2 separate regions of the Homo sapiens genome follow, and region 2 is linked to region 1. A link is an interaction called in ENCODE POLR2A ChIA-PET data of the cell type or tissue named here. Cell type or tissue: OCI-LY7. All regions are shown on one strand. Links, peaks and the distances in the headings refer to the core of each region. The heading gives the core; the rest is flanking DNA.

Region 1 (4,523 bases), core at 201-4,200:
GAGTTTTTTTTTTTACAGGCCTAAAGTGTTTAATAATGACACCAGGGTAAATGAGGTATACATCACCTCCAGCATGTACTATTTTTTTGTATCATGAATATTCCAATTATACTTTTTTAGTTATTTTGAAATGTACAATAAGTTATTACTTACTGTAGTCACACTGTTGTGCTATCAAATACTAGATCTTATTCATTCTAATTACAATTTTGTACTCATTAATCATCCCTCCTCACTACCCTTCTCTGCCTCTGATAACTATAATCTACTCTTCATCTTCATGAGTTCAGTTGTTTTAATTCTTAGATCCCACAAATAAGTGAGAACATGCAGTTTTTGTCTTCCTGTACCTGGCTTATTTTACTTAATATAATATCTTCCAATTCCATCCACTTTGTTGCAAATGACAGAATCTCATTTTTTATGGCTAAGTTGTACTTATTGTGTGTACACAATAATATTGTGTGTACACAATAATATTGTGTGTGTGTATGTAGTACATTTTCTTTATTCATTTCTCTGTTGATGCATACTTAAGTGGATCCCAAAACTTTGCTATTGGTAATAGTGCTGCAATAAACATGGGAGGCCAGATATCTATTCAATATACTAATTATTTTTATTTTTTAGTATGTATACCTAGAAGTGTGAATGCTGGATCATATGGTAGTCCTATTTTTAGTTCTTTAAGGAACCTCCATACTGTACTTCATAGTCACTGTATTAATTTATATTCCCAGAAACAGTGTATGAGAGTTCACTTTTCTTCACACTTTCAGCAACATGTATTATTGCCTGTCTTTTGGGGAAAAGTCATTTTAGCTGGAGTGAGATGATATCTCATTGTAGTTTTGATTTGCATTTCCCTGACAATCAGTGATACTGAGCACCTTTTTATATACCTGTTTGTCATTTATATGTCTTCTTTTGAGAAACAATTATTTTATCCAATCTTAATGGAATTAATGCATTTTTTTCATAGCATTTTTAAGTACCTTATATATTCCTGTTATTAGTCTCTAGTCATATAGATACTATGCAAATAGTTTTCCCATACTGTGGGTGGTCTCTTCACTTTGTTGATTGTTTTTTTTTGCAGTGCAGAAGCTTTTTAACTTGCTGTAATCCTGTTTGTTCCTTTTTTTTTTTTTTTGAGACAGAATTTTGCTCTTGTTTCCCAGGCTGGAGTGCAATGGCACAATCTCAGCTCACCACAACCTCTGCCTCCCGGGTTCAAGTGATTCTCCTTCCTCAGCCTCCCATGTAGCTGGGATTACAGGCATGTGCCACCATGCCCAGTTAATTTTTTTATTTTTAGCAGAGATGGGGTTTTACCATGTTGGCCAGGCTGGTCTTGAACTCCTGACCTCAGGTGATCCACCCACCTCAGCCTCCCAAAGTACTAGGATTAAAGGCATGAACCAGCACGCCCAGCCCTGTTTGTTCATTTTTGCTTAGTTGCCTGTACTTGTGAGGTACTACTCAAGAAATTTTTGCTCAGTCCAGTGTCCTGGAGAGGTTCCCCAGTTTTCTGGGATTTTTTAGTAGCTTCATAGTTTCACATCTTAGATGTAAGTCTTTAGCCCATTTTGCTTTTATTTTTGTATATGCTAAGAAATAGAGATCTAGTTTTATTTTTCTGCATATGGATATTTAGTTTCCTCAGCATAATTTATTGACAAGACTGTCCCTTTTTGCCAATGTATGTTCTTGGCACCTTTGTTGAAAATAGGTTCACTGTAGATATACAAATTTTTTTCTGAGTTCTCTATTCTGTTCTATTGGTCTATGTGTCTGATTTTATACCAGAACCATGCTGTTTGGGTTACTATAGTTCTGTAGTATAATTTGAAGTCAGGTAATGTAATTTCTGATTTTGTCCTTTTGCTCATGATGGCTTTAGCTGTTCTGGGTCTATTGTTGTTCAATATAAATTTTGGAATCTTTTTTTCTATTTCTGTGAAAAATGTCATGGTATTTTGATACGAATTGCATCAAATCTCTAGACTGCTTTGGGTAATGGGAACATTTTAACAGTATTGCTTCTTCCAGTCCATAAAAATAGAATATCTTTCCATTCTTCTGTTTTATAGTTTTCATTATAGAGATCTTCTTGTTTCTTTGGTTTAGTTTATTCTTGGGCATTTCTTTCTATTTGTTGCTATTGTAAATGGGATGACATGCTTGATTTCTTTTTCAGATTGTTCACTGTTGGCATTTAGAAATGCTACTCATTGTTTTTGAGATGGAGTTTTTTTTATTATTATTATTGTTATTTTGAGATGGAGTTTTGCTCTGTCACACAGGCTGGAGTGCAGTGGTGCGATCTCAGCTCACTGCAGCCTCTGCCTCTTGTGTTCAAGCAATTCTTCTTCCTCAGCCTCCCAAGTAGCTGAGATTATAGGTGTCTGCCACCACACCCAGCTAGTTTTTGAATTTTTCGTAGAGGTGGGGTTTTGCCATATTGGCGAGGCTGGTCTCGAACTCCAACCTCAAGTGATCCGCCCCCTTTGGCCTCCCAAAGTGCTGGGATTACAGACTTGAGTCACCGTGCCTAGCCACAATGCTACTACATTTTGTATGTTGATTTTGTGTGCTGCAGTTTTACTAAATTTTTTTATTAGTTCTAATAGTTTGTTTTGATGGAGACTAGGTTTTCCAAATATAAGATTATATCACCTGCACGCAATATTACTTTGACTTCTTTCTTCCTTATTTGAATGCCCTTTCTTTCTCTTGTGCGATTGCTGTAGCTACAACTTCCCTGACTATGTTGAATTAGAGTGGTAAAAGTAAGCATCTTTCTTTTGTTCCAAATCTTAGAGGAAAGACTTTCAGTTTCTCCCCACTTAATGTAATTGAGACGTGGTTCTATCATATATGGCTTTTGTCATGGTGAAGTGTGTTCTTTCTATACCCAGTGTTTTTAGGGTTTTCTTATGAACCAATGTTAAATTTTATGACGTGTATTTTAAGCATTACTTAAAATGTTCATAAGGATTTGTCTTTGGTTATGTTCATATAATGTATCACATTGATTGATTTGTGTATGTTGAACCATCTTTTTATCCCTCGAATAAATTCCAATTGGTCATGATGAATGATCTTTTTATTTATTTGTTTATTTTTATTTTTTTTTACTTTAAAAGTGGTTTTATTTTATGTGCAAATAATGAACAGATATTGTACCCATAAATTCTACTTTACAAAAACAGGAGTTTTTTTTTAAAAAGAAAACCAGATAATAACTTTTAGAAGGCACTGGGATTCCTCTGCTTCTAGATCATTGCTAGACTAGAAAAATAAAGTTTGTTCTGCCAGGAATCACAAGTTAGAACTGAGTATCCTCCAAAGTGGAAAGTCTAGAGTGTAGTGCCATTTATTCAGTTCTCATCCCCAACTTCCACAACTACCTATCAGAACGGTTAAATCAGGTCAAAACAGTCCAGCATAATTAGACTTCATCAAACAATGCCGTTATGCTTTTCTAAGATGCAAATAAACCAGAACAGGATATACTAAAATCAAAATAATATTTGACACTGTCATACAAATTGTTAGTTCCTTATCCGCCCCCCACTTTTTTTTTTTTTTTTTTTGAGACAAAGTCTCACTCTGTTGCCCTGGCTGGAGTGCAATGGGGTGATCTCGGGTAACTGCGACATCCGCCTCCTGGGTTCAAGAGATTCTCCTGCCTCAGCCTCCAGAGTAGCTGGGATTACAGGTGCCCACCACTGCGCCTGGCTAATTTTTTGTATTTTTAGTAGAGACGGGGTTTTACCATGTTGGCCAGGCTGATTTCGAACTCCTGCTCAGGTGATCTGCCCGCCTCTGTCTCCCAAAGTGCTGGGATTACAGGTGTGAGCCACAGTGCCCAGCCATATCCCCCCTTTTATAACATTAATAAAGGGAATATTTTACTGCAAAGAATATTTTATTTTATACATCGCTAGCCATGAATTTTTGCCATTAGTTATTACACAAATGCCACCTAGTGCCACTGTCCAAATGGCAGAACTATTTTACGTCTACAATTCACTTCTATAGTTGTAAGTAGAATTTTCATGGTTTACATAAATACATCTATCAGTGAAGATTTAACACTGGAATGCAATCTAACATCCGTAATATCTGATGTTTTGTAGATAGCAATGTAGGAAAGATATATTTTAATCACTTTTCATTTAAGTGACCTTATGTAAAAAATAAACCAATTTAAGTGACCTTATGTAAGTGACCTTATTTAAGTGATCTTATGTAAAAAAGAAACCATTTAAGTGACCTTATGTAAAAAATAAACCAATATCCATTTTCAAATGTATATAAATGGTTACAGAGATTTTTAAGAAGCATCTTTCATGTCCACATCCTCTTGTAACTGCTGTACCATTTTCTCTTCCAGCTGCTTCCCTTTGCCTGCAAGCCTCAGATAAGATGGATGTTTTGATTGACTTCTTTGATGTCCTGAACTTTCTGTAGCTCTTTCTTTTTCTTCAATCTGTTCATTATAAATTTAGCTTAGT
Region 2 (4,264 bases), core at 1-4,000, 64 kb before region 1:
ACACAGCACCTTTACAGAGACTAGCTCTGCGGTGATTGGGAATCCCAACAGCCCCGGGCTGCTCCCTGTCCCCTGCTGCCTGTGCTCCTTCCCTTGCCCTTCAGAGCCCACATGAAGGAGGAGGTTGCCACCCTGTGAGCCTGAGAGAGCTGTGTCTGATTGGAGCTTCTGCCTGGGGTATTGCAAAGAGCCACTTATGGGTATAGTGTGTCCAGATACCTTGTTTCAAGAAGAATGGATGCAAGCTAGCAAGTGTAGCATCCCCACAGCTGATAAATATGTGTTTCTTATTTTTAAACCATCACATCTTTATATCACATTAGAATAAAGTTTTTAAAACCTGCTGCTCCAGCCTCACCTGTGTGTTCTGTAACCCAATCTCACAATCAAACTGGGTTTGATTGTGAGTGCTGTTGTTAGAAATGTTACTAAGAGAGGAATATGTATAAATTAGATCAAATTTAAGGTTATTCTTATAATGCCACTTGAGTGGAAAGTAAGAGGGTGGAGTCACAGGCACTCAGTTGGGGTTTACCCACCTTCCAGTTACTAGACTCATGAGGGTGTGGCACAGGTGAACCTGTCATTGGTGACAAAAGGAAAAAGGCTGGTGGGGAGGGGGTGCTAGGCTGTGGGGCTAAACCCTGGGCATGTTGGACCTGTGAGGTCCCTAAACATCTAACTGGCTGGGTACCTGCCCTTGTCAAGGTACCCTCGAGGGTACCTGCCCTCAGGTGAACCTGAGGGACAGAGCCTGTGAAGTAAGAGGGACTGTGTGGAGGTGGCCTGTCCCTATGAGAGGGGGAGTTTAAGGCTCATTACAGCTGGTGGCTGCTGCTCAGCCATCCCTCTGAAGAGCAGGCAGGTCCTCAGCCGCATATATAGTTCAATGCCTTTTAGAGTGTTTAGAGAGTCCTTCATGTTTTAGAAATTCTAAAAACAACAACAACAACAAATTCCAATTCTAATGTCTGTTATTTTCCCTGTGCCAACTGGAAAAAAGATGTCCTTCACCTTGAAGTCTTAAGTGACACCCAAGGATAGCCATCAGTGTCTTGGCCATTGAAGCCTCACGTATGCTCTCTTCCACCAGTTTGATTTGCAGCCTCATGGTTGTGTTGTACTAAATATACTTTCCTCTGGCCTTGTCCACATATATAGGTGTGTGTGTATATATATGTGTGTGTATATGTGTGTGTGTGAATATATCTTAGTCTTTCTAAGATGAGCATATTGCCTGGTCGTGGTGGCTCACGCCTGTAATCCCAGCACTTTGGGAGGCTGAGACAGGCGGATCACTTGAAGTCAGGAGTTCAAAACCAGCCTGGCCAACATGGCAAAACCCTGTCTCTACTAAAAATACAAAAAAGTTAGCTGGAGGTAGTGGCAGGCGCCTGTAATCCCAGCTACTCAGGAGGCTGAGGCAGGAGAATCGCTTGAACCCGGGAGGTGGAGGTTGGAATGAGCTGAGATCAAGCCACTGCACTCCAGCCTGGGCAACAGTGAGACTCTGTCTCAAATAAAAAAAAAAAGAAAAAGAAAAAGAAAAAAAGAAAAAAAAAGCATATTTGGGCAACATAATTCTTGCTTATCCGTTCCCAGCCCCCGCTGCCCCTCCATTTCTAATAGCCATCCCACGTTGTGGTCAGCAGTGTGGTACAGCATGCTGAGAGAGGAGCTCAGGGATGGGATAAGGGTCTTTCCTGCATTATCCAAATGATTAGAAAGTTGTTAAAAAGGTGTCCAATTGTTCTACTTTCTACTTTTAAATAGCTAATAAGATGCATTATACAAGCAGACCCAGGTAAGGGAAAAAGCAAGTGCATTTCAAGGCTCAGCTCACTTCTTAATTAGCTGTGATACCCGGGGCGTGTGACTCCGCCTACAGGATCCTGTTTCCCTGTCCATAAAGCGCACTAATGCTGGGGACGGTGGGTGTGGGGGAGGGTCCTGGAGCCTTATTCAATCTGTCAGAGTAGGAACCGTCCTATCAGGCACGCAGTTGGGGAGGAGGGCGTGGCTTCCAGCGTTTGGCGCGGCCTTTGTCTCTGGCTCAGGCCGGAGCCTGAGATCCATCTCTACTGTCCCGCGTGTTGCCCCTCGGGAGCACTAGGTGACTTTGTCACATCCTCTGTTGCCCTGAGATCTGGAGGTACTGGGAAATGCATAGCTAAGATGCCAGGACATCCTGGAAACCAGGAAATGGTGAGTACGCGGGGTTGGGCATCCCAAGAGGGGAGAGTGGGCTGGTTGAAACCAGCGGAACCGGCCTCCCCACGGTCAGCTCCCGGGTCCACAGACCTGAGTCCCCGTTGGCGCAGCTGGGCCCTCAGTACCCCCGGAGAGTGGGGTGGGGGGCGGTGCAAGACGGCAGCTGAGCCAGCGGACTTTGACCCCTCACCGTCCTCTTCCCGCGCCGCGACCTGCCTGAAACTCTCTGGGCAGCGCTGCACCCGCAGCCCCGACTCTCTCCCAGATTGTTCAGGGATGACAGAGGGTCATTAGAGCAGAATCCCGACTCGGTGGGTGCGTGGGAGGAGCTGCGGCCAGTGGGGTCCCCAGTGTCTCCTGTTAAAAAAATTTTTTTTTGAGATGAAGTCTCGCTGTCACCCAGGCTGGAGTGCAGTGGCGCGATCTCGGCTCACTACAACCTCCACCTCCCAGGTTCAAGCAGGAGGACATTGTACAGTGCCTCCTGGGAAGGAGGACACTCCTTGAGTAATTTAATGGGCAGGATGGGGATGGGAGAATGTTTTGAGGGATACCATGGTCTGACTTGACAGTTGAGTCAGACATGTTTGTGTTCCCATCAGCGCTGCCGCTCCCTGAGTTTGTCACCTTGGAAAGACTTTTTCACTTGTTTCCACTTCAGTTTTTCAATAACTGTAAATTACGTTTCGTCAATAGAGCTGAAAATTTTTTTAAAAAGTCAAAGACCATGAAAGGTGGATTTCAGAAAAATCTAGTCATATATTTTATTTGTTAAAAATGCTTCTTTACCTTTATCTTCCTCAGAGTGAGTGTAGTAAGTTTGTTATGTCCGTTCTTTTTGGGTGGTGATTTCAAACAGGATTCCAAGGCTTTGTTTGGGAATGCTACCAGGGAAAAGAAATAGGAAAAATCACTTTTTCATTATGGCTATAGAAAGTGAACACATTTCCCCAAGAAAATGTGAAAGATTAATTGATGAAGTGCATATATTTGTCAAAACATCAGCTCCCCTTTTTTGCAGGGTCTAAAATTTGTAACAGTAGATAACTCTGTTGTGTATTCTGTTGTCTAAATGTCCAAGTTTAATGTTAAATTTTATGAGATAGAACTTGGCACCTTCTAGAAATGTTCATATATGGTTGTTTATTAAACTATTTATCATGAAAGTATGTAAGTGGCATGCTTAATGTCTGAAAGAGATAGAGACTTCAGCTTTTCCTGTTGAGGTATAAAATTTAAGTGCCTTACTATTTCCTTACAATATTCTATAAACACTGTGTTTGAGTGATTTTGCTGTTTTCTTTAAACACTGGGCATTAGTTTTAAACTAAGATTAGTCAGAAAAGGGCTTTCTTTCATAAGGAGGAGCAAACTACTAGAAGGTGAGAAAAAAATGTGGGAGGGGGAGGAAGGGATAAAACATGGTGAAATCAGATCCTAGATCAGAGAGTGTTTTACCTAGAAGTCAGCCTGTTCTTAAGAGGGACATAAGGAGGGGTTGTAAGGTTGGGTCAAAGTTTGGGGGCCTGGGGAAGGAAAGAAACTTAAGAAAAGTTTGGTTAACAAGTAGTTTGTTCTGTCCACTAGAGACAAACTTATTTAATTGTTTATGAGACAAAAAAATAAAAATAAATGGGAATTTAGAGAGTCTCTGGCTTTGGGATATCAAAAACAGGAAGGGTGTTTCTTAGCAGTGAGATGCTCTTGAAAAGCACAAAGAATGGGGGATTTCTTTAATCACAGCTGCTATCTACCCACCCCATCTTCTCCCACCACTTTTCCTTGCCTTGTACTTTTTTTTCATTTGGCTCTTGTTGATTTGTACCTTTCATAATAAATTGGTAAATGCAAGTATAGTGTTTTGCTGAATTCTGTGAGTAGTTGTATCAAGTTATTGAACTTGAGAAGGAGGTTATGGGAGCCCCCAATTTATATCGGAACTCTCCCTCCCTCCACCCCTCTAACAGGCCCCAGTGTATGTCGTTCCCCTTCTGTGTACATGTGTTCTTATTGTTCACCTCCCAATTATAAGTGAGAACATGCAGTGTTTGGT

Evidence for each region. Peaks named below come from ENCODE experiments on the same cell type or tissue, not always from the same donor. Only the 100,000 strongest peaks of a DNase experiment are listed, where the experiment ranks them.
Region 2: POLR2A ChIA-PET joins it to region 1 with 7 read pairs; 3 of 35 experiments call an interaction of 5 or more read pairs at or near these places.

Annotation. Positions count from the first base shown.
Region 1 is chr7:65,330,832-65,335,354 of GRCh38, forward strand. The region is part of intron 4 of LOC105375334 (a long non-coding RNA gene); the gene reads left to right. It also overlaps the pseudogene RSL24D1P3. Among named protein-coding and RNA genes, the nearest start is that of ZNF92, 41 kb to the right of the region's middle. In OCI-LY7, for the core only: no CTCF peak of the experiment used is centred there; no DNase peak of the experiment used is centred there.
Region 2 is chr7:65,267,334-65,271,597 of GRCh38, forward strand. LOC105375334 (a long non-coding RNA gene) reads left to right here and starts at 2,041. Exons shown (of 6, transcript XR_927613.3): 1 at 2,041-2,205. RefSeq lists an enhancer at 1,764-2,351. In OCI-LY7, for the core only: no CTCF peak of the experiment used is centred there; a DNase peak (open chromatin) is centred at 1,988; H3K4me3 peaks cover 2,450 bases; H3K27ac peaks cover 325 bases.